5 separate regions of the Mus musculus genome follow, and all the other regions are linked to region 1. Evidence: chromatin loops called from intact Hi-C (ENCODE). Cell type or tissue: heart. All regions are shown on one strand. Region 1 holds the start of Gm13963 (a long non-coding RNA gene). Region 2 overlaps Scg5 (secretogranin V). Region 3 has its middle 20 kb from the start of Tmco5b. Region 4 overlaps Scg5 (secretogranin V). Region 5 overlaps Fmn1 (formin 1).

Region 1 (5,000 bases):
TCATAATTTTTCAAGAGACATACACTGCCTCAATATTTTTCAAGGACTCCTAACAGTCCTATCTTTGAGACAAAGATCATCTCCATCTGAATAAGTGTGGAGCCAAAATAGGGAAGGTTACATACTAAGGAAAAAAGACTCTGATATTGTCACCTGTGCCCCCACCTCCTTAGCTACATTATGATGTCCCTATAACTATGAAATGGCATACTGTGAAATTAAGCCATGTACACAGCTCTATCACTGTGGTTATTTGTGTTTGTAATTATGAGACATTCAAAATTCATTTTGTCATTCATCAAATAACATAATCATGGGTTTATCACCCCTCTAGGTATAATAGACATAGACCCAACAGAGAAAAGCAAAGCTAATTCCCGTCTTCACAGAGCTCACATTCATTCTGGAGGGATAAATATCAAAATATATAAACTAACACATCAGCTGTGACCTCCAACTAATGCAGGAAAATCTGTAGCCTTTTGACCTGTAAATTAGCTTGTTTAGTGTTGGTAGGGAAGCTGATGGAAACTCTTTCCACTTTAATGTGTTTTACATGTTTTGCAAACACGAGGAAGCCACTCAGCTGACTCTAGTGGCATTCCTGTGGGGGCATCAGTGCTCCCCAGGGCGCTCGGCAGGCAGAGTCCTTGGTTTCCCGAGCCTCACAAGCATCTGCCAAGACACCCCCAGTTCCAAAGGGAACTGCCAACCTCACATCTAAGGGCAGGCTCTTTTCTAGCAGGTGCCACAGGGAAGCAGGCCAGAGTGGGCAAGCAGGCTGAGCAGGATTCTCTTCCCTGACCAGGTTCTACTGCATGCCCTCTGAAGGGTCTGCTGGGAAATCTTCAGTTGGCACCAGGAGTTAATATCAGCAGTCCATTTTGAGAGACATGGCTCTACAGAGAATTAAGAGAGGAAGAGAGTCCAGGGATGTTATATTGGCCTCTTGAAAAGACTTGGTTGCCCAGAGGAACCTCTGGTACTAACCAATTCTTAGTATTTTTAACTCCTTAGGTCTTACCAATCTTGTGTTCAAGTCAAACTACACTTCATTTGGACTTTTAACACTTTTAACAACATTTCTTGGTAAACCAAAGATGGATAGATAGATAGATAGATAGATAGATAGATAGATAGATAGATAGATGATAGATAGATAGATAGATAGATAGATAGATAGATAGATAGATAGATTAGTTAATTAATATGAATAGAGGGTGAGTTGAGGCAGGGAGGGAGAATATTCAAGGGTAATTTGAAGGAAGAACTAGGAACAGAATATTTCAGGCATTTAAGTGACCTTTATTTTAATTGCAAAACTTTGTGAGACCAATGCATCTTTAGATTTTCTGACCAATGCATTTGTAGATTTTCCATAAAAGGCAAGGTAGCTGAGTGTCAGGCAAGTTAAGCCACCATATGGGATGGTGCTTTTCCTGGCCCCCTCCTTTTCCGGGCTCCTGCTCTTGACCTGACTTGTGCTAAGCCTAGCCCTATGCACTTCTGCTTCCTCTCCTATCTGCAGTGACTACAGAAGGAATGTGGAACTGGGGTGGGGTGGGGTGGGCTGTGAGCAGTGACACAGCTGAGTAGAGACCCTGCTTTGAAACTGTTCTCCAACAAGCATATGCTTCTCCCTGGAGCTGTTGTTTATCTGGTGACCTGGACGGAGATCAAGCATTGTTAGCTCAGCGCTGCTGCCCCTTGGGCAAGCATCATACATCTCCCGTGGCATGCCTACTGTATTTCGATTTGCCTTTTGTATGAATTCCTACACTTTGTATTTAAGATTAGTGAAGCCAACTGTCTAATTAATTGGGTCAAATTGTTGGGTGTACTTACCACTGACAGTGGTTTTCAGGTGTTTTATGCCATGACTTATAAAGGCTTTGTAGAATGATGGTAGTGCCCTCGTCTGATAGTTAACTCACCAAACATGTGAGAAGTTAACATGTTGAATTGTGCTCTTTGGAACTCTGAGCAAAGAGTTCAGTGTATAGACTCAGTTGCATTTATTATAAAACAAGTAGAATAGTCAGTACTCCCTGATTATCTCCTAGATGCATCAGAGTACTCCTGGAGCTGTTAGGGTCCTTATGAGAAAATATCAACCCTGGTAGTTTATCATTAGCTATCAACATACAGAAACTTGGGCATTCAGACACAGCCTCATTTCTTCTTAAGCTTGAACTCTGGAGACAAGAGCTGACTTATCTAGGGTCAGACAACAGCTGATTGGTGTTCGAGGCAGGACTGGGACACAGATATGGAGCATTTCAGTGGGCACTCTTGCCCTACACTGCCATTATGACTTTGCTTGTATGCTGGGCACCATCACTTGCAGAGAATCCTACAGCTCTTATGTCTGTATGATGAGGCCTAGTTCCAGACTATTCTCACTCACTCATGGTACAGAGAGGCAATGGAAGTGCAGCCTTGTCCTAACAGCAGCCTCCTGGGCTCATGGAGGCTGCTGATGCTGTGATAGAGATGGGTCCCCAGCTCTTGACTGCAAGTGCAGAACACTGTTCTGTCTTACAACACTCTGAGTTGTAGCTGGTGGTTGTACCAGAGAAGGTTTTAACTTATAATGTGAATACCCCCTCCCCCATGAACTCATGCACAGATCTGGTAAACTGAACTGTGGAGGAATGCATAGTTTTATATAATGATAACACTTGGTACAGAGCTGTGGTACTCTTCCCCCAACTCCCCATGACTTAAGGTCATGGTGGGCCTCTACTTGCTCATCTACAGTCAGGGCAGTGAACAAGAGACTCTTTTCTAGTCTATAGAGTTCTGTGGTCCTTTTCCTATGTACCTTCATGTTTCGTCCAGTAGAGGGAGGTGTGTGCTCACAGACTTAACAGCCCTTCCTGTCTTCTCTCAGTAGGATACTTGAGGAGTCTCCTAGAGGGTGTTAAAGTCATACAGGTCCAGGCAGGACATGACCCCCTTCTGGAAGACATGGACACAGTAGAGCAAGAATTCAAGTTGTGCCATTATACAGAATTAGCAGAGGAAATCGTATGCGTGCTAGGAAGCTAATCACTAAGGCTCTGGAAGTTTTCAGGAGGATGCTTCAAAGAAGAGAGAGACAGGTTGGTGAGCAGTTGTCCCCTCTGTTCTTAGGTGTGCAAGTCAGTAATACAGGAAATGTCTGTGTCTCACAATATCAAATCAGAGCTGAGCTGAGGCTCCTTTGTCAAGTGACATAATATAGGGGTGCATAAGGGGAAAAGGTAATGTCACCTGATAAGTTGGGCATCTTCAAACCTGGAGCCCGAAATACCACTCTATCCACAGTGTGTCAAATCAGAGTTCTATGGAAGAAAAACAGAGCATCTGTGCAAAATAGCGTTTCATCTGTGCACAGTAGAGAGGACAGCAGGCAAAACTGCTAGAGGGGAGCTGCAGCTGCACTGTGCCCGGCGCGCATGGAGGATGCTATATTGAAAATAGTCCCGTGCTCATATGTTGCTCAGTTAGAACCATTTATAGTCACAATAGAAGGTGACCGAGGTTAAGAAGTGGCACTTTGAAGTTTTAGACTGGTACAGGCTAAGAAAGGAAGGGAAAGAAAATATTCTGTCTAACCAGATATGGGAAATAGTATTTCTGGTCTTCTAACCAGTCTAGATGATTGCAGAGAGGGTAGAGGAAAGAGCACCCTCAGAACACGTCCTAGACCCTGGTTGTCTTCATCTCTGTTCTTCTCCAATGGAGAGGGTCAAGGTAATGACGTGTACTCAGTCTATTTGCTGTTTGTAGGCAGGGCTTTTTAGAGCACATTCTCGCATCTGTAGCATCAAGCGACACTGCAGAGTGCTTCCATCATTGGGTTGGATTACCCAGCAAGGGCATTTTCCTAGGATGTACTGGCTGCTCTTTTCACACTGATTCTTCTAAGTCCCTAAGCTTGCAGGCTCATCGGCTTCCTGGTGGTGTGTTGGTTGAGCAGTGGCCCAAGCTGATCTAATCATCCACTGCATCACCCCTCAGCCTTGGCGTCTGGAAGGATGCGTGCCGAGGGAGGCAGAGACTTTTGTACCCTACATTCACAGCTTATAAAAGATTTTATAATTATGGGGTCCATCGCCCCAAGAGTCTGTCTCAGAGCAAGCTGGCCTTGCTCACACACAGTGAGCTAATGCTGATGACCTGTGGTAAGCAGGCATCTTAAAATTTTACTTCCTTGTGCCATAGCCTTTGAGTTGATCAGGAGTGCCATTGAATCAGTAAAAGTAGTAGCCCCACTCACACTCATTTTAATACAACACCGTGTACTTTGCCACACATTTTCATAGCTGTCAGTCATCTTATCTGACCCGCCTCTCAGCCCCATGGCAGCGTTTCCATTTGTTCTTGTTTGTTCACATGTGGAAAAACTGAAGCTTAGGGAATTGAAGCTCCCATAAGAAACACAGCTAGTGACCAAATCCTAATACACTGGGTGTTTTGACAATAAAACTAAAATGTATTCTTTTAAGAATAAATACCACTTAATAACTTATGGTTTAAAATGCACATCTATCTTATAAAAACCAAAGCTCAGTGTTTTATTGACATCAGAATCCCTTAAAAATCAAGGTTTATACATGTTATAGATTTGGGCTCACTGTAATGTTTAAAAGCTTTCTGCTGCATTCTTAGCTTTTGTTGACCTTTGTTCTCATATGCTGACATTTGCTTTCATATATTAACATTTCTAAACAATTTCATGATGCTTATGTTCGTACCTAAGCATTTAAAATATGTTTTAAATATTTAAAACACGTATTGGTTGTTAGTTGATTGGTTGGTTGCCTTTTAAATGCAGTGTCTTGCTATGTAGCCTAGGCTGGACTTGAACTCAGAATCCTCCTGCTTTGGCCTCTGTAGTCCCGTGGTTGTGTATATGGCACATCTGGATTTAAATGCTTGGTTTTTGCAGAGTATGTACATATTTCCATATGTGTAGCCACATTTGAGCGTTCAGCAGTCTTCTGAATGCAGTG
Region 2 (5,000 bases), 430 kb after region 1:
CCTCAGGTCCCTGAAATACCAGCCACCAAAATCACCTGTGGTTTACCATAATGCCTAGACTCATAATCGTTTCTCAACTAAATAGCCCAGGATTATACAAGTCTGCAGGGATAGATGTACTCAGACCTAAAATAGCTGGCTTGCCAACAAACTTAAAAAACCCAAGCCACTGCGGGAAAGCATAAACAGATTCGGTCGTTAGGATGATTATATCAAATAAGACAGTTACAGGAAAGCAGCTCTGCGAACCATAAATGTTACACAAAACTGGGTTACTGCTCTTCCCTTCCCTTTGTGTACGTAATCCACTTTGTCAATTTTCTGTGGAAAATCCTTCATTGCGGCTTTCCAGGTGACTCATGGTGCTTCTTGTTGCCGGGGGTTTTTTTTCCAGATGGTATGAATCAGGTGACATGAGACAGAGTTCTAGTTTAAACACCACGGGCTTTGCACAGATATGGACTTTGCACAGACAATGCCTGACAGGAAAAAACCCCAGGAGCCAAGGTTCTCCAGGAACCAAGACGCCTCCTGGGTTAAGCCCACACTTCAGGAAAGTGCAAGGAGTCTTAGCTGCCAGCTTCGAAGCCGTGCCTTACAAGTAGACGGGAAGGGAGGAATGCTATGCTTAGATTAATTTTTTTCCCTGCTGTACTGGCTGGTTTTGTGTGTCAACTTGACCCAGGCTGGAGTTATCACAGAGAAAGGAGCTTCAGTTGGGGAAGTGCCTCCATGAGATCCAGCTGTGGGACATTTTCTCAATTAGTGATGAAACAGGGAGGGCCCCTTGTGGGTGGGACCATCTCTGGGCTGGTTGTCTTTGGTTCTATAAGAAAGCAAGCTGAGCAAGCCAGGGGAAGCAAGCCAGTAAGTAACATCCCTCCGTGGCCTCTGCAACAGCTCCTGCTTTCTGACCTGCTTGAGTTCCAGTCCTGACTTCCTTTGGTGATGAACAGCAGTATGGAAGTGCAAGCTGAATAAATCCTTTCCTCCCCAACTTGCTTCTTGGTTCATGCGGGAATAGAAACCCTGACTAAGACACCTGCCAAACTCTCGTGTGAACAATATGGAAAGTGGGGTGGGAGAAAAAGGGTTAGAAAAAAAATAAGAGTTTTTTAAACCTCATCAGAATTTAGAGGCAGCAAAGTTCACTGTCCCCACTTGTTCCATTCAGGTTACGGTCACAGAAATGGGCCGAGCGCATGGTTTAAATGCTGCTTCTCCATGAAGGCTGCACACAGCTGGGACTTGGTGTTCGGAAGAATGAGTTAGGCTACAGAGCTCACAAGAAGCTCTAGCTCAGGCCCTGTACCCACAGATGGACACTAGCTGGAATAAGCACTCAGTGTTTATGTCCCCTTAAAAATTATACTGAAGTCTGAACCCCCAATGTGGAGGGGGTGCAACTGTCCTCCATGAATTCTCCGGCCTCTCGGCCATGTCAAGAGTCAGCTAGCCCTGAAGCGTGAAGCAGGCTGTCATCAAACACCTCAGCCGGGGCCTGATCTAGACGGTCAAGAGCTGCGAGCAGTAGACCGAGTCACCTGGGCGGATGAAGACAAGCTGGGCTCCAAATAACTGACTTCTCTAAGTTAGCAGCTGCTAGGCATGAAATTTCACCTTGCTAATTTTGCTGCTTTTCTATGGCCCTCTTTGACCTCTGTGCTTGCTGGTTTTCTGTCACCTTGAGAGATGCTGGAGTTATCTGACAGGAGGGAGACTCAATTGAGCAAAGGCCTCCATAAGATGAGGTTGTAGAACATTTGTGATTGATAGGGAGGGTCCAGCCCATTGCAGGGCTACCCCTGGGCTGGTGGTCCTGGGTTCTCTAAGAAAGCAGGCTGAGTAGGCCATGAGGAGTGAGCCAGTAAGCAGCATCTTTCCATGGTCTCTGCATCAGCTCCTGCCTCCAGGTACAGGCCCTGTTTGAATTCCTGACTTCCTTCAGGGATGGACTACAATGTAGATGTGTAAGCTAACTAAACCCTTTCTTCCCCCAGTTGCTTTTGGTCATGTTTCATTACAGCAGCAGTAATCCTAGCTAAGACAATACCATAAGAAAATCTTATTTATTTGGGGGATGAACCAATACTTTATATTGTTCAATAGTCATGGATAGTGACAATTTCTGCTTATTCTTTGAAGTGCCATAACCTTCTTTACAGCTACTGAGTCTACTACTTGGAATTTGTGATTGTGAGACAAGGCCGCATTATGGACCCAAACCAACCTGGAACTCACTGTCTAAAGTTGGCCACCCTCAAATTTATAATCCTCCTGACTCCACCCAATTTTCCAGTGCTTGGGGTGCCTAGCCCTTTTGTGTCAAGTTCTTCAGAACTTCGTCTTAGGTGCTCTGTCCCCATCAGCAATGTTTGCCTAGACAGCTCATCCACTCGATAGCCTCAGCCACTCCTGTCAAGGAGAGGACTCCAAAATGCCCTCCCCCTACATCTGTCTTGTGTTCCGCATATCCAAAGAACCATCCTCATGCCTTTCCAGACACGCTGGAGAGCCTTAACGACACAATCATTTTCATCTTCCCTAGCCTACCTGCATGTAAAACGTTTTAAGATTTGTATCCAGGCAGCTAATCCACACAGGATATTTAAAATCATTTTCCAAGGTCTTCTTTTTTTTTTTTTTTTACAAGAATTTCAGTTGTGTGAGTGATTTCAAGGCAGCCTCAGAGGGCATAGGAAAAACTGGAGACACCGACGCAGGCAAAGTTATCATTGGTTCCTCTAGAATGGGGAAAACTACAAAGAGACTTTAGAAAAGTTATCTGGGCTAAGAGACAGCCCTCCCTCCCTTCCTTCCTTCTCCCTCCCTCCCTCCCTCCCTCCCTCCCTCCCTCCCTCCCTCCCTCCCTCCCTCCCTCCCTCCCTCCCTATCTCACTTTGTCCCTCCTTTCCACATCCCCTCCTCCTTCTAAATGCAGAAAGAGACTCTCCAGAAACAAAGTGAGACTCCTCTTCCATGTTTACTGCCCCGGTTCTGTCAGCCTTTGATTGGGAGGCAGCTATTGCCACCTCGTGGCAAAGTAGAGGTACTGCAGCTCCTTTATTCAAATTTGGCCAAACATAGGCTTATTAAAATCTACTTGCCTTTTCAATAATGCCACCTTACAAAGGGCTTTTTCCCCCCCATTTGATACAATTTTTAAAAGTTTCAGCTCTCTTTTATTTTGAAAAGAATGAAATTAAGGTTCTAAATGTGTTATAAAAATATTTTGATGTATTTTAACAATATAAATAAAATTTACAATCATCAAATATTTATAACGTCTGTTTAGTGGTTTGAGACTTAGTGTTACCACAGTGCTAAGTATTCAGTAGCTTAAAGTGTTGGAGGAAGAAACAGCTGACACTTTAGGAGAACAGTTTGCTGCTGTTTTGGGTTTTTTTTTATTTTTAACCTGAGGCTGTTAATATTCAAGGGCTAGACTATCTGTCCTGGTTCAATCAACCCCAATTCAAGAAGAGTGTCAGTCACCAGAGACAGTTTTTACTCTCCAAAGTCCTCACCCTTAGTAAACAGCTCTCCGAGTCTGTCCCTGGGAGAGCTGCTAGCTTACCCTGCCTCTAAGGGAAAACAGTAGCATTTACCATGTCACAGAGACCTGCTCCAGCAGCCGGGGGAGGAGGAGGAGGGCGGAAACATAAGGTGTGGAAGCTGACCAACGCTGGTGATGAGCAGTTAGAAAGATGATCAGAAGCCCAGGAGGTGGGGGCAGGAGTGTGAGAAGTTCAAGGTCATCCATGGCTACATACAGTGCTCAAAGCCAGCTTGGGCTGTAACAGATCCTGTCTCAAACAACAAATAAAAACTGACAAACAAGTAAAGCCCTCATGCTGCTGCTGCTGCTGCACACAGAGGCGGGGTCTTGCGGTCTTTTTATTAACAGTTCACATGACTGTATGTGAAGGAAGCCTTATTTCATCCATAAGAAAATTACCTCTCAGAGAGGCCGCCAAGATCTCACGTAGCAAGCAAGCAAGCCGTGTGTACACGGCTCAGACTCCGTTCTCCTGCCATCGACCTCCTGAGGTTGCCTTTAGAAGGGCACTCACTTCCTGGCAGTCTTTACTTTGTCCTTTTGTCTTGGTTTTGGCCAACAATTTTATACATTTGGAAGATGCTACTTCTTGGCTGTTTTTAAGGTTCCCACAGAGGCGTGCCTAAGCTAAGTAGAAATGAAGAAATAACTTACTAAAAGATGACGGCACCAGAAAGTGATGGGGTTGGCCTTTAAATCCAGGGAGCTCTGGTAACAAAACTCATAGCAACCCCATTCCATACGGTTTGAAGTTTTCACAGGAATACATGTACTGTGTGTGTTCTCTATAAAAATCAGGAGGGGGTAGCAGGGACACCTTTAACTGATTCTCTCTGATGCTGGTAAAAGAATGGAAGGAGCTATTCCACATGGTGTGAGTGAGTCTCTGAGCATAGAGTACAGACAGATGGGCGAGTGGAACAGTGATCTGTTCACAAAAATAAGAACCAGGCCATCCATCTAAAACCCAGGATGGACTGGGAAAAGCTCAAGGTTTGTACTTCATTTCTATCCGCCCACTGTCTTTGATCTACTTCCTGTCATTTTCCACCTCAGCTTTAAGAGACAGAATTCTAAACTGGCTCCAAGATTCTTCTTACCTGCTGAACATACAAGACCCCCCCCCCCCCCCCCCCCGCATGTGGTGGAGACTGGAGATAAGTAGCTATCATCTTAGATAACAAAGGTGGCCGATAGTCACTCCCAGGACTCTATTGCAGCACCCTTATCAGATTAAAGGGGCTGATAATGGAGAAGTAAAATGTCACAACAGAACATTCTTGTTCAGGATATTCTGCATAGGAATATTCGAGGCAGTGTCCTTCCCAAGGGACTTCCCAGCCGACAGCCATCAAAAAGGGAACTTGAGCTGATAACTGCATGGAAATGAAGTCTGCCAGTCAGTCACCTTAACAAGCTTCTTAAAAGCCCCCACACCAGT
Region 3 (5,000 bases), 85 kb before region 1:
CCCTGGGTTGTATAAGAAGGCGGACTGGGCAAGCCGTGGGAAGCAAGCCAGTAAGCAGCATTCCTCCATGGCCTGTACAGGAACTCCTGCCTCCATGGCCTGTACAGGAACTCCCGCCTCCAGGTTCCTGTGCTGCTTAAGTCCCTCCCCTCACTGCTCTCAAGGATGAGCTATTGAACGGAGCTGTGAGTGAAATCAACCCTTCTCTCCCACTGCTTTGCTCATGTGCTTCATCTCAGTGATAGTAAACATGACCGAGATTCTAAGGCTACATTTATATTATGTGGAGATGAAAGATATGGCCACAGCTGATCAGAAAGTGCAATCAGAGGATTCCCTGACACATGCATCCCTTGTCACATGTTTGTTTGTTTTGTTGTGTTTGTTTTCTGCTTTTTTTTATTAGATATTTTCTTTATATCTCAAAATTTTCCCCTTTCCAGGCTCCCCTTTGGGAACCCTCTATCACATCCCCCCCTTCCCTTGCCTCTGTGAGGATACTCCCCCACCCCCTACCATCTTCCCACCCTGGCATTCCCCTACACTGGGGCATCAAAGCCACTAGGGCACAAAGACCTCTCCTCCCACTGATGCCAACAAGGCCATTCTCCGCCATATATGCAGCCAACGCCACGGGTGCCTCCATGTGTACTCTTTGGTTGGTGGTCCAGTCCCCAGAGCTCAGGGCTCTGGCCTGTTGACACTGTTGCTCCCTCCATGGGGCTGCAAACCCCCTCAGCTCCTTCAATCCCTTCTCCTACATCGGGGACCCCGTGCTCAGTCCAATGGTTGGTTGCAAGCATCCGCCTCTGTATTTGTCAGGCGCTGGCAGAGCCTCTCAGGAGACATCCATATCAGCAAGCACTTCCCAGCATCCACAATAGCGTCAAGGTTTGGTGGCTGTATATAGGAATGGGTCTCCAGGTGAGGCAGTCTCTAGATGGCATTTCCTTCGGTCTCTGCTCCACACTTTGTCTCCATGTTTCCTCCTGTGAGTATTTTGTTCACCCTTCTAAGAAGCACTGAAGCATCCACATTTTGGTCTCCCTTCTTCTTAGGCTTCATATGGTCTGTGAATTGAATCTTAGATATTCCAAACTTTTGGGCTAATATCCACTTATCAGTGAGTACATACCGTGTGCATTCTTTTGTGACTGGGTTACTTCACTCAGGATGACATTTCCAAGTTCCATCCATTTGCCTGCGAATTTTATGAAGACATTGTTTTTAATATCTGAGTCGTCTTCCATCTGTCACATGATTCTTAATATTTCCTCTATGCATCTAGCTCTTCTCTCAGACATATTCCATCCTTCTGCATGAGATATACTCAGACATACTGCATCCTTCTATGCTGGTTAGATAGACTGGCTGCAGAGCACTGGCTCAGGGACATATGAGTGAAGTAAGCCATCACTTGTAGGGAACCACCCAGTTGGAATCTTGGACCTATAGATTGCGCTGAAGGTCCATGTTGCAAAAGCACCAAGGTTTTTGCTGTCCCCAAAAGGAGGAAGCTGACTCCAGAAGAATTACAGAAGCAGAAGAACACTGCTTTAAATGAACAGTGACAGGGTGGGAAGGTGACTTAGTAGATAAAGTGCCCCAAGTGCTTGCGGCATATGCATGAAGACCGGAGTTCAGTTCCCAAGAAGTCGAGTGAATGCTGGTGGGTGTGACTACGCATGCTTATAATTCCCATGCTTAGAGGGCCAGGACAGGAAGCTATGGTTCTGAGTATGAAATATCTTCTGTAGTCTCATGTGTTGAGCACTTGGTCCTCAGCTGGCTGCACTGTTTGGGGAGGTTATGGAATCTGTAGGAAGTGGAGCCTTGATGGAGGAAGTATATCTCTGGGAGGCGGCTTTGAGGTTTCATAGCCTGGCTTCACTCCCTGCTCTCCATCCTCTCTCTACTTCCTAAATGTCGATGGTGGTCAACCGGCTACCAGCTTCGCCTCCCTGCCATCCCTTCCCGTCGCCATGTCTCTCCGCCATGATGAACTCTAAGACAATGTAAACCTGTTCTCCTTTAATGTTTTTGTCAGTGAATTAAGGTTTCTAAAGTTCTTATAAAACAGCATGATAAGAAGAAACTTGGGGGAGGAAAGGATAATTTTAGCTTATACTCTCAGGTCACACTCTATCACTGATATAGTCAAGGCAGAAACAACCTCGGAGGGAGTAAGGCGTCTGTGGGTCATGTGCATGCAGTACTCATGGAGGCCAGAAGAGGGCATCAGATCCCTTGGGACTGGAGTTAGAGAAGGTAGCGGCCCTATAGGTGCTCAGAGTTGACGCTTTTCTTCAAGAACATTCAATGCTATTAATTGCTAAGCCATCTCTCCATCTATTCCACTTTACTTTTTGAAACAGGGTCTCTCACTGAACCTGAAGCTCACCAATTGGTGAGCTGTTTCTGCCCTAAACCCTAGCACTGAGATTGTAGGCATATGTTCCTGCATCGGGCTTTTAAATCTCAGTTCCTGGGAGTCTGAATTCAAGCCCTTGCCCCTGCATGACATGGACTTTATCAATGAGCCATCTCTCCAACTCCTTGACTGTTAATTTTAATAGATTTTATAGGGACCCAGTGTGCTAATCAATGTACAGAGCATTATCGGGAAGTATGCAGGCAGCATCAGTAGCAAGTTAACCTGCATCAAGATGTTGGCAGAAGACTAGATGTTCCAATATTCCTGAGGAACAAAAACTTTCCTGCTGACAGCTGAAGCAGAAGCGTCGTGCTTATTTGCACAGCTTCTCTAGATCTAACACAGCTCCTCGAAGTCGGGGGGGGGGGGTTGGGGGGCGGGCACTGTCAATCTCATGGTAGATGCCTGGCCACAAGGTGAGCTAGTTGCAGGAGGAAGATAATAAGCTTGCAGATGGACCATTTGGTTACAAGCAAGGTAAGTATGAACACCTGGCTTTTATCCAAGGACAGCATCTCATCCTTCGAGGGAACTCTAAGAAATGACCTGGATAAAAGGGAGGTCGAACTTTGCATCCTTAGCAGACAAAACAAGAATATGCAAGGGTGTCTCAACCAATAAGCATAGTGGCTGGCAGGATGTTGGTTTTTCAACAAATGTTAGCCATAGTGGGTGATTCTGTTGATATTTGTGGCTAAGTAGCAGACTAGTTAAAATCCAAGGGAGATAAAAGAAGACTCAGAGAACCAGAGTCAAAGGCATACACAGTCTTCTCATGATGGGACATCTGCTATAACCTCCAGCACGACGACTTTGGAGTGGTTGAATTATTGAAGATTAAATACAAAGGGAAACAAGAACTAGAGGTCTGAATACATGAAATTGCTCTTGATAGTAGTCTCTCTCTCTCTTTCTGTGTGTGTGTGTGCGTGTGCGTGTGCGTGTGCGTGTGTGTGTGTGTGTGTGTGTGTGTGTGCTTGCAATGGCTAAGCCAGCTTGTTATCAAGTCTCTGTCACTGTGAGGAATGATCGTGAAGTACAAAGAGACATGTGGCTGAGGAAGTTTGTGTTAAATCATACACCATTTGCCCAAAACTTAAAATGGGGATACCTCAATATAGAGAACTAGAAACATTAAAATCTCAGGATGACTCTAAAATCAAGGGTTTGAAGTACATTCTCCGCAAACACAGCTTCAAGGTCTCTTACGACCTGCTTTGACATGGAGACAGACACACAGAGACCTCGCTTCTAACTATTCAAAATCTCACTTCCTAGCTATTCACCTTGGCTTTTTCTCTCCAATCCTGAAAGATGACAGCAGTTCTGTAAGCCCTGCTTCTAAGAGCTCGTCTCATCTGTGTCTTTTCTTGCCCTTCACTTGCTCATGTCAAATCTTTATGAGATTGGGAAGATATTTCTAACCAGAGAGAAAGAATTTGGCTCGTAATTGAATTTTCAATGAAGCCATTATTCTCTGTATGCTCTGATATTAATCTTAATTGAGGGGCTATTTTCTCAGGCTCTCTGGATGAGAACACCAGTTCTGGGAAATGTTCCTATAACCCAATCAGACTCTTCCTTATGCCAAACACATATACAGTGTCTACGCTGTAGTGTTACAGCTAATCTCTAAGGTTACTTGGAATCTGGGGTTTTTTGTGTGTTTGTTTCTTTCCATTTTTGCGAAAATTGGAAGATTATATATATATATATATATATATGTGTGTGTGTGTGTGTGTGTGTGTGTGTGTGTGTGTGTATCCCTTTTGCGATATATATACATATACATATGTGTGTATATATACATATATTGCTAAGCTTACCAATAAAAAATGGTTTGCAAGTAGCTCCACACAAATAAGCAAAATTGTAGCACAAATGCCCTCTTCAACTTAAAAGTAGATATGCCTATCCTCCTGGCCCATCCCATCTCCCCACCCCCACTCCACTCCACACTTGACGAAGTGACTTTATTCTGAATTATACAGGCATCTCCATCTTCAGGGCTTTGCTTGTGAAAGGCTTGAGGCAGCTGGCTGAGAGTTCAGCAGTGAGGTTAGTAGAATGGTCAAATTCTCTGGGCCTCAAACACAAAGTTGCATATTTCCAGCTGTGATTCTCTACAGAGCCAAGGTTCCTGGGAACTGAGAGCCCAGCATCCATCTTTATGTTATAGTGAGGATGAGTTTCAGATAATAGCAATGTAAGAACTTTGTGTGGTAAACTGTAGTGGTGGATTGTCTAGCCTTTTGCATGTGGCTTTTTTGCTTTTTTTTTTTTTTTTTTTTTTTTTTTTTGGTTTTTCGAGTGTGGTCTTTAAAAGCAATTTACACTTAAGTTTGGACATAGCTACTAACTTTATATGAATGTCATTTATGTATGTGAAACCTTGAAAATATTAGTCTCCATATTAAGCCATTTCTCCAAAGAGCTCACTCAGCAGACATGAAGTGTGTCTTAAACTCTTAAACTCATACTCCCTAAGGTTGAGCCAATCAGCTTATGAGGGGGGAGTTTTAAAAAGCAAAACAAAATGAATAGCTTCTACTCTCTCCACACTGCC
Region 4 (5,000 bases), 420 kb after region 1:
GGACAGATTACTGGGTGTGCATTTGTCCTATTATTTCAGGGACATCAGGCACACTTTGAGGAAAGGCCACCCTGGTCATACATCTTCCTTCTGTTCACTTCAGGACAGTGATGTGGACTTAAGGGACTCCACCCGTGACACAGAACTTCAAAAATTTGTGTAAATCTTGAGCCTGTTCTCACCCCTCAATGCTAAATGGCTTTATCCATGCTGATCTCCCCTTTGGACAAAGCACTCAGAAGAAGAATAACTGTGAAAGATTCTCCGAGAACAAACTGAGACGTGGGTAGCTGGGAAGGAAGCTGGCCTCACCCTCTACCTGGGCTTCAGTACCACACATCCTGAGTGAGGCAGCCCTTTCCAGACCTCATTGCTCTCTTTGGTATTCCTCACATGGAACACGTGTTCAGTACCCGTCTATTTCTAGGGCTGTCTTTATTCCATGAGAGAAGAGGGTTATGAAATACTTCCCAGTATACCAGCTGTCGTTTCTACAAACAGGTCTATTCCAGTCTACAAAGTCCTAGCAGTAGTCTGACAGGGAAGTTGAATGCAGTCCCTCATTGCATGCACAATGAGTGTGGCTATTTCAAAGGCCTTGCAGCCATTACCATTATTTTCCAATTGCATGTGCATGGGTGTTTTGACTTCATGCAGTCTATACATCATGCGTCTGTCTGATGCCTGTGGAGTTCAGAAAAGGGCACTGGGTTCCCTGGATCTGTAATTAGAGAGAGTTGTAAGGTGTCATGTGGGTGCTCAGAATCCAACCTTGGTCCTCTGGAATAGCAGTCAGTGTTCTTAACCACTGAGCCATCTGTTCCAGCCCTTTTGAAATATGAGTTTGTATTGCTTTTCTTAACACGGGTTTCCAAGTTGCACAAGACTCAGGCCCCGAGGAACTTGACGCTGCTCTCTGATGTTCCTACAGTCATCGATGATTTCTTCAGATGCCATTATTTCAACTCAGACCCATTCAGCACAAATATTTACAGATCCACTAGGTCTGTAGCCATGGAGAAATGAGAACTCAATTCTGAAAAGTTAGAGTGATTGGATCTGATTCTTTTGATCCCAAGGAAGGGAGTGGGAAAAGGGTGGGCAAAGGAAGAAAAGAGGAAGCAGAGAGCCGTGCCTCCCAGATCCACAGTTGACCTTCCATCAACAGCTGTCATAGGCCCTCCTTCAGCAAAGAATGTCAGCTCTTCAGACTCAATTTTCTATGAAACGCGCGTGGTGGGTGGATAGGAAGTTCCCAGACGTCCCACTCTGACCCTTGATTCTGTCGCATGCATCGGTTTGCTTTATTGTGGCACTTCTCACTGGAGTCTCAGAACAGCCTCGGGCACCAGCCAGTGGAATTTTCTGGTGAGCCTCAGGCATCAGACTGAGCACTCTTCCTGCTACGCTGGGCTGAGATCCTTGCCAGCCGAGCAGTAAGTCAGGCTGATGTCATTAGTTTTGATGGCCTTCAGATATGTCCTGTTGTCAGGCTAAGTCAAGGAGGAGCGCTTGATAGTAAGCAGCGTCTCGGCCTGCTCAGGGACAGGGGCTGAAGCTGGAGTTGGCACCGCGGCTCACAGGGAAAGGCTTTCTTTCTCTGATGCCTCCATTTAAAACCTGGCTTTTTCCCCCCTCCAGATTGAGCCCCCCACTGCTGCCAGCTCGGTTGTCAGGGGGTCAGAGTTACTAATAAACAAGCGTCACCAGTTGTAGATACCCAGGGCACCAAACCCAAGCTGCTGGGAGGCCTGGGGCCCAGAAATCTTCCATCCTAGCATTCCCGGCTAAACAGTGAAGAACCATCATATTAAAAGGTCACTGTTTCAAGCAGACCTGAAAGTGCCCCTGTCTCCTGCCAGGAAGCCAGATGGGGCAGCACTGTCAGCCTAAAGCAACCAAATCCACATCACAAAGAACACCTACTGGAGGTTCCAGGTATGTAAAGTCACTGTGAAAGTAGGCCCAGGGGTAGAATTGAGATTAGTCAGTGCTCTTCCAGTACTGGGAAAGGGGAGAGGAGGTGGGAGAGATGGCAGGGATGAAAAAAGAGATAAAGTTCCTTTCTGAGATGATAAAAAATATTCTAAAATGGATTGCTGTGACACGAATACACAGAAAACCATGAAACTGTACAGTTTATTAGGCAACTGTGTAAAGCACAGCTGTCACATATTTTAAGCAAAAACAGGAATGGCCCTGACCACATACAAACGCATCGGGCCCACTCATGGTCACTGTCAGGTTAACTACAAACCCGACCAGTGGTGTTCTATGCAGGAAAGAGCTCTCAAGGATCTTCACTTAGCCCAGCTCAGGACCCTGGGTCAAGTAATAGCCTCCTACTCGCCAGAGCAATGATTCTATTCTGAGCCAATGGCGCCGCCTGGTGGCCATCACACAATTAATTCCCCGTCTTCTCCCGAATTTTCACTCCAATATTTCTCTACTTGTACTAAAAATCTTAGAAAAACTTTTGCTGCAAGTCTGATTGTGAAAACTCAAGGTTCTATGAAAGAGTCAGTCAGGCGCAATTACAGCTGGTGAAGAAGGAATGCATCTTGTTAACAAACACTTCAAAGAATAAGAAAAACACAGGGACGGAAAGATGTGCAGGTTTGTAGATCACGAAATAAATACTAATTAAAACATTAAGGTGCCGGGCGTTGGTGGTACACGCCTTTAATCCCAGCACTTGGGAGGCAGAGGCAGGCGAATTTCTGAGTTCGAGGTCAGCCTGGTCTGCAAAGTGAGTTCCAGGACAGCCAGGGCTATACAGAGAAACCCTGTCTCGAAAAACCAAAAAAAAAAAAAAAAAAAAAAAAGAAAAAAAAAAAAGTAAAGAAAAGAAAAAAAGAAAAAACATTAAGATACCAGTTTTACCTTTCAAGGAGTTTTTAAAGGGCAGTTGTCATAGAAGACAAATGGAAACGCTGTCCATGAGTAGAGTAGAGGGAGAGAGGGAAGGAGGAGATGGAAGAAGAGAGAAACACTGCAGCCATTGGTTAAACAGTTGAGAGCAACTTGACAGTAGTTGAGGAAATAGAACCTAAAAATATATAGAGTTTGGTCAAATTATTCTTTTCCCTGAAATGCACACCCTAGGAAATTTATCAGGTGTCTACATGAAGGGTCATGTGCATATATAGTCAGTAAGGAAATATTTATGAAAATAATAAATTGGAAAAACTCTAAGTGCCCACCACTTGGGGGATGTTTGCACTGTGTATATTTGTATAAGAGGATGTGATGCAGTTACTAAAAATCATGACATTAACTTGTTAGGATATAGAATATTTTGCTGGAATATTACCTACGAAATACAGACAAACACTATTTATGAAGGTGGGAGAGATGGCTCAGTGGTCAAGAGCATTTACTGTTCTTACAGAGGACCTGAGTTTGGTTCCCAGCACCCACAACAGGAAGCGCACAACCTCCTGTGATGACCACTGCAAGGAAGATGACCATGTCTTCTGGCCTCTGCACTCACGTGCGTACAGCCCCCAGCAATCTCCCCACAGATAACTGTAAAAACCTTTATTTGAAGTGTTATTTTCAAGGCTATCCATTAGAGGAAATTACCAAAGTAAAAGGGCCCTAAACACACACACACACACACATACAAGTATGCACACACACAGGATAAATACATAAACTAAATAGATGTCAAACATGGAACCTTCTAAGTGGTAAGACTATAAATAATCTTTAACATTTTGTACTAATGATTCACAATGCTTTTATTACTTTCATATTTAAAAAGGTTTAAACATAATTAGAGTCCTTAAAGTTACTTCCCAAATTTTGTTTTGAATATGCAAGGGTAAGAAAAAGACAGATAGGAGAAGGAAGAGATGAAAAGGAAGGAGAGATATATGTACATACATATATAGACACACACACACACATAATGTATATACGTACACATACATCACATCATATGTATGTGCATACACACACATATATATACACTCGCACATATACATTGCAGAGAACTAAATTTCAACAGAAGATCTTAACCTGCTAGGAACATTTAAAATCACCTGAAGATGTTTTGAGCTGTCCCATTGGGGAAAATCTACTGCCCTCTAATGGGCAGAGGCTAGGGATGTGGACCGTCAACGGGAAATGCTGCAGCCTAGGTATCAACAGTGGTGAGGGTGCAAATTCTGCTCTAGATTCAAATACAAGTGAGCCAAATCTAGATTCTATGTCCTAAGCCTGTCTTTGCACACTGCTCAACCACTTCCACTGCAAAACAGAACATAGGATTTATGAAGACAAAAATTGTAATAAATAACATACTGGGCCACGGTAGACACAAAATGGGGATTATTTCCCTTCTACTAGAACATTTCCCTTTGAATAAGTATTTTACAGATCTGTTTTTACCCTTCATGTGGAGACTCTATCTATGTCCAGTATTTAAGAAACATAAGCTGTTATTAGACGCGTTCTCACGACCGGCCAGGAAGAACACCACAGACCAGAATCTTCTGCGGCAAAACTTTATTGCTTACATCTTCAGGAGCCAGAGTGCAAGAAGCAAGAGAGCAAGAAGCAAGAGAGAGAGAAAACGAAACCCCGTCCCTCTTAAGGAGCATTCTCCTTCGCCTCGGACGTGTCACTCCCTGATTGGCTGCAGCCCATCGGCCGAGTTGACGTCACGGGGAAGGCAGAGCACAAGTAGTCATAAGATACCCTTGGCACATGCGCAGATTATTTGTTTACCACTTAGAACACAGCTGTCAGCGCCATCTTGTAACGGCGAATGTGGGGGCGGCTCCCAACATCTCCCCCTTTTTCTTTTAATAAGAGCAAATAGGCCACCCATATTAATGAGAGTGGAGATAGAGGTCAAATCCCCAGTGTGTAGGTAAAGGAGCCATGTACAGGATTAGCTCTTAGGCTTACAGGCTTTTACCCAGAGCAACCCTGACCTGCTCCCGTGTCGTTTTGCCTGGGGGAAGGGAACTAGGACACTGAACCTTCATGAA
Region 5 (5,000 bases), 79 kb after region 1:
TTTTGTTTGTTAGTTTGTTTGTTTAGCTTGTAGTTTATAGTTCATCTCCACTACAAAAAGAAGTCAGCAGGAACTCAAGTTTGAACACTGCTTATGCATATTGCTCTCCATGGCTTACTCATTTTGGCTTCTGGTTTGGAAGCAGCACTGCCCACAGTGGGCTGGGCCCTTCAATGTCAACCAAGAAAATGCCCTACAAGCTTGCCTCTGGGCTAATCTGATAGGGGCAGGTTTTCTTCGACAAAAGTTTCCTCTTTAAAGATTGTCTTGTGTCAGGTTGACATAAAAACTAACCAGTACAGTGGTCAATAACTCACAAAAGCTCCATCCCTGGAACTCTTTACAAAACCTAAAGGCAGCACTCTGAATCAGAGTGTCTTCTCAGAAATTACTTACCCATTATACAACACTGTGGAGGGGCCTTGTGAATCCTGTAAATTTCAGGAACTTCCTCCGGCTTCATACGATTTAGTCTGAGACTTGTAAGTTTCCTTTACTCCTTGAGTTTTACAAGGTTACTAATCTTCCTTTCAGAAGGGATTGTTTCAATGAGAGGAAATAATTACACAGCAGTTCATCCCTTCCTTAATTCTTATATTCTTTCCATCCCCCTCCTCCACAATGGTAAGGGAATGGCATAAATTCCTGCTTTTTTTTTTTTTTCCACATATAGCTGGGAGCTTGGCTGGTTATTATTCAGTAACCATTTCCCATAATAAAAGAATAGGGAGCTTCCCTCCAGGAGCTTGGCGGATAGCATCAGTAATCTATGGGAGCAGACATAAAGATTTAGAAAGCATAGTAGCAGACACATTACATATAGTTAACAAAATAATCGCAGATGCTTCTCTACTGATGCATTCAATTATATTTTAATTCAACACAAGATTTATTGATATAGTTCTATGAATTATATAAAATCAACATATTGACTCTCATTAGCACTATGTAACTCAATAAATATACTGTGAAAATTGGTACACTAATCCTACATTAACGGATTTGTCTCAAGTTTCACCATTATTTTTGAAATTTGCTGAGTGCTTGATAAATCCAATGAGTACTAGTCAGTGAAATGGCTTGATGGGTAAAGGCCTTTGCCAACAAGCTCAGGACCTGAGCTCAATCCCTGGGATCCATAAGGTGAAAATCTACTCTGCAAGTTGCCCTCTGAGCTCCACACACACAAATACATCACACCACGTGCCATTTTGCTATCTCTATATCAATGCCAAAGTTCCTTAATTGCCAGCTGCTGCTCAACCTTTCCTTGAGACAGGTGTGTGTGTGTGTGTGTGTGTGTGTGTGTGTGTGTGTGTGTATGTGTGTGTGTATGTGTGTATATATGTGTGTGTGTGTGTATGTGTATATATGTGTGTGTGTGTGTATATATGTGTGTGTGTGTGTGTGTGTGTGTGTGTGTGTGTGTGTGTGTATGTGTGTGAACCTGAAAGCTGGGCTGGCAGTCAGCAGCCCTTGAAGAGCCTCATATCTCCTCACTCCCACAGGGCTGCAGTACAGGAGGCTAGAGTTTTGTTTTGTTTGGTTGGTTTTTTTTTTTGGGGGGGGTGTTGTTTTTGAATGCTAGGGATTTGAACTCAGGTCTTTATGTTTATACAAGCGCTTTTACCTGCTGTGTCCCTTCCCTAGCTCTATGACTCTTTCTTAATTTTCTTTTCTTATACCATGAAAACCTTTTAATTTTCAGTATCTTCTACTCAAAAATGCTTTTAGGACTAGAGTTTATGTGAGAGTGCTTGAGTTTTTTTTTAATCTTGGTGCCTGTGTTCAGGTTTGCCATGTCAAGTCTCTGTAATCACCACTGTTGTTTTCTCAGCCTTATTTTAAAAGTGTGATATCGTCATTTTTGTTAGCAGTGATTCTTCTTATTTTAGACTAGGTACAGATTCCGAAAATAGCGAAACATTTTCAGTGCATTTGATATTTAAATTTTCTATTGGGTGATTTAATATTTCTATTGTTGATCTCGTCTGCCTTGATTGTTTGTTTTCTTTGTGGTGCAAGTTAGAGGTTTGGCCCGAAGGCTCCTATCTATAGAATAATTTGAGGAATCGTGCATTTTGCAGTTGTTTCTCCTGGTCTATGCAAGGCCTATAGATTGGAAGTACATCTCATAGGCATGGTGTCTAGGGGTTCCTACCTGATTTGGTATAGATGCTGTATAAGTAGTCATTAGCACAAGCATGGCACAGGGATTTAAGATCTGAAGCTTGCTCTTTGGTGCCTAGCTGATGGTTTGTTCAGCTCTTCTTCCCACCCAGGGAAGCACACCTCAGCTAGGTTGTGAGCTATAAACCTTGGATTCCCAACCCTAAGAGTACTAAGTCCTGGTGACTGTGAGCTAACTGTCTTGCCCCTTGACACCTGACATCACATGGTTGCTTTATCACCCAGCTGTCTAGGATGTTCTGTTTAGCAACTCACCTGTGGTTTGATTCTCTTGCGTTATCATTGATTTATCAGTGCTGCATAGACATGGAAGAGGGCCAAGCAAACTCTAGCCTAGAACACCCAGAAGCCCATTGGGTCATGCTTGTCTTTTTTAGATTTATGGTTGGAAAAATCCTGCATTTGTTCTGTTTCTTCTCAAGTAGCCCCACATCCATTCTCTTTCTGAATGAGAGGAGTTCTTAGCTTTGGTTCAGTTCCCCACCCCCAGGCCAGGCGCGCCTACCCCTCATCCCTCCACCCTAACAAGCCTTCAGGAGTTGTGGTGCTTCTTAGGACATTCCAATGTGCAGTGTTGTGACTGCCATCTAGTGGTAGAATCAGGTACTTTTAGTTGTGGGTTTTTTTTTTGTTTTTTTGTTTTTTTTTTTACATTTTATTCTCAGTGTGTGTCTTGAAGAGTAGAAATAGAAAGCTTTATTATGCTGGCATCCTGGAATTCTAAACTTCTTGGCATTTTAATCCTAATAGAACAGGAAATAGGAGTAAGAGGATGAAGTGAAAAGGCAGCTTGTCCAAGGCAGGTAGGATTTGATGGAATGGCTACTTTCTCTGAGGTAACCCAGCAATGGGGTCAAACTCTCAATGCTTAAAACAGGTGATGTTCAGAGTCACAGATATGAACACTGACCTTTGAACCTGTTGTACATCAGTATCCCAGAACAAAAAGACACAAGTGCTGTTCCTTGCTCAGATTTTTAGTATAAAGCAGTATATAGATGTTGGGTTCATTAACTGCTTCACGTGCCAGTCTATGTTGTCTGGAGAGAATATGTCTCATGTCTCTAATTCTCTGAAATATATGCAGGGAGCTGAAAACTTGCCAAACATGCCCATTAACGGTTGCTCGCTAGCAGCAACAATGAATGCTGTGTAACAAGCCAGCGAAACATCTAATAGCTCCGAGTAACAACCATTTCTTTGCATGGATATAGAGAATACGTGTTGGTTTGTATGAACTAGACTGGGCCCTTCCAAGCTTGCTTCCCTGTCTACTGTGCCTAGGGTTTGAGTCTGTGCATCTCTGGGACCCAGGCTGAGGAAGTAGCAGGCACTCAAGGTGTGTTCTTACCTAAAAGCAGAACAGCACTTTGAGAGGCAAGCAAAGCTGTCATCAAATCTAAGGCCTTTCTCTTCATACCTCCTGTATTCCAGCAGCTGAAGCTAGTCAGGTGGCCGAATCAAAAGCAAGGGGATTTTCTATACATCAAAGGAAACAGGGTGGAAGTAGATGAATAATTTTCTAGCCGTGCTCCAATCCACATCTGCAAATAAAACATTTAGAGAAGAGCAAGTAAGGCCTTTTGAGACAACACAGATTTAATGATTTCATACCAGACGGTCTGCCATGAAGCTCCTTACATATCAAAGATGTAAACCTCGAAAGACCTTTGAGTTTGGGCATGCGTTCTGTTCTTCTCACTGTTATCCACACTCGGTGCTCAATTCAGTGCCAGGCTCGGCGAGAGAAGCTATCTGGTTAAGCTACTATAACCAACATTCCATAAGCTGTGAAGCTTATAAACAAAAGAAAATCTTTTCTTACAGTTTCGATGACCCGGAAGTCCAAGTTCAAGGTTACGACTGGGGTCGGGGAGGATCCATTTCCTGGTTCACAACTGGCTATGTTCCTGTTAGGTAGATACTTCTTATGTCTCCTCAAGGTGAAGGAGATAAAAGGGAGACTCTTTTAAAAGAACACAATTCCATGCATTGGTTCATGGTAACTTTTTTCCTCCTGACCCAGTTTGCACTCAGAGATCCCACCTCCTAATAGCATCACTCTGGGAGAATTAGTATTTTAATTCCCTAAGCAGTTGGCACAGAACAACAGGATATTAGTAAGCTTAGGGAGTTGAGGGCTCTCCTCATTTTTTATATTGGTTATCTTATTTATTTACATTTCAAATGTTATCCCCCTTCCCAGTTAACTCCCCTGTCCCCTCCCCCAGGCCCCGGTTTCTATGAGGTTGCTCACCAACCCACCCACCCACTCCCACTCCTCATCTTTTAATGCTGGTAATTCTTATGTTTCTGCCTAAAGAAATCAGTATTGAGAATTATAATCACTGAATTATGGTATTTCTCTCATCTGCTGTCCAGTGCTGTGTTGTTTGGGTGAAGAAATTATTATTATTTCTGTGTACATATAGAAAGATAATCAGTTGATCCATTATCCACTTAACCTCTGTACAGCTTCATTCTTTTTGAAGGGACAACATGGACCTTCTGCCCCTAATCTGATTCAGATGCTGAGACCTTGTGTACACTGAATCCACACAGAACATGTGAAAGGGGTTTTTTGTTTTGTTTTGTTTTTGAGTACATCCTGAGATTTTCAGGACAAATAGGTCAAGCCTACAAGGCTGGTCTAACATGACTTGAGGAAGAGAGAGGGGATTGGCCTGGCTTTTCATGGTATTAGGGGTCATGGATAGGGTGAGGGTTCCCACTTACGGGCAGTAATTTGTAATTTGTGTGGTCTGGCTCTCTCGTCATGGTTAAGGGCTTTCTTGCCCTTTGGCTCATAT

What was found. A loop is a pair of places that touch in the nucleus more often than their neighbours do. Peaks named below come from ENCODE experiments on the same cell type or tissue, not always from the same donor. Only the 100,000 strongest peaks of a DNase experiment are listed, where the experiment ranks them.
Region 2: it touches region 1 in a loop (2.7-fold over the local background); 2 of 42 quality-filtered maps call a loop at or near these places.
Region 3: it touches region 1 in a loop (2.2-fold over the local background); 8 of 42 quality-filtered maps call a loop at or near these places.
Region 4: it touches region 1 in a loop (4-fold over the local background); 3 of 42 quality-filtered maps call a loop at or near these places.
Region 5: a loop joins it to region 1, with 10 times the contacts of the local background. A loop is called at or near these places in 14 of 42 quality-filtered maps.

The regions. Positions count from the first base shown.
Region 1 is chr2:113,388,287-113,393,286 of GRCm38, forward strand. The region is part of intron 2 of Fmn1 (formin 1); the gene reads left to right. Gm13963 (a long non-coding RNA gene) reads right to left here and starts at 3,476. Exons shown (of 2, transcript XR_003954049.1): 1 at 2,825-3,476. In heart, a CTCF peak has its summit at 2,832 (motif pointing right); no DNase peak of the experiment used is centred here.
Region 2 is chr2:113,821,082-113,826,081 of GRCm38, forward strand. The region is part of intron 2 of Scg5 (secretogranin V); the gene reads right to left. Among named protein-coding and RNA genes, the nearest start is that of Scg5, 5.5 kb to the right of the region's middle. In heart, a CTCF peak has its summit at 3,065 (motif pointing left); no DNase peak of the experiment used is centred here.
Region 3 is chr2:113,303,309-113,308,308 of GRCm38, forward strand. No RefSeq gene overlaps it. Among named protein-coding and RNA genes, the nearest start is that of Tmco5b, 20 kb to the left of the region's middle. In heart, a CTCF peak has its summit at 2,228 (motif pointing right); no DNase peak of the experiment used is centred here; H3K27me3 peaks cover 325 bases.
Region 4 is chr2:113,805,499-113,810,498 of GRCm38, forward strand. All of the region lies in intron 2 of Scg5 (secretogranin V), which reads right to left. Among named protein-coding and RNA genes, the nearest start is that of Scg5, 21 kb to the right of the region's middle. In heart, a CTCF peak has its summit at 2,386 (motif pointing left); no DNase peak of the experiment used is centred here.
Region 5 is chr2:113,466,949-113,471,948 of GRCm38, forward strand. All of the region lies in intron 4 of Fmn1 (formin 1), which reads left to right. Among named protein-coding and RNA genes, the nearest start is that of Gm13963, 78 kb to the left of the region's middle. In heart, a CTCF peak has its summit at 2,779 (motif pointing left); no DNase peak of the experiment used is centred here.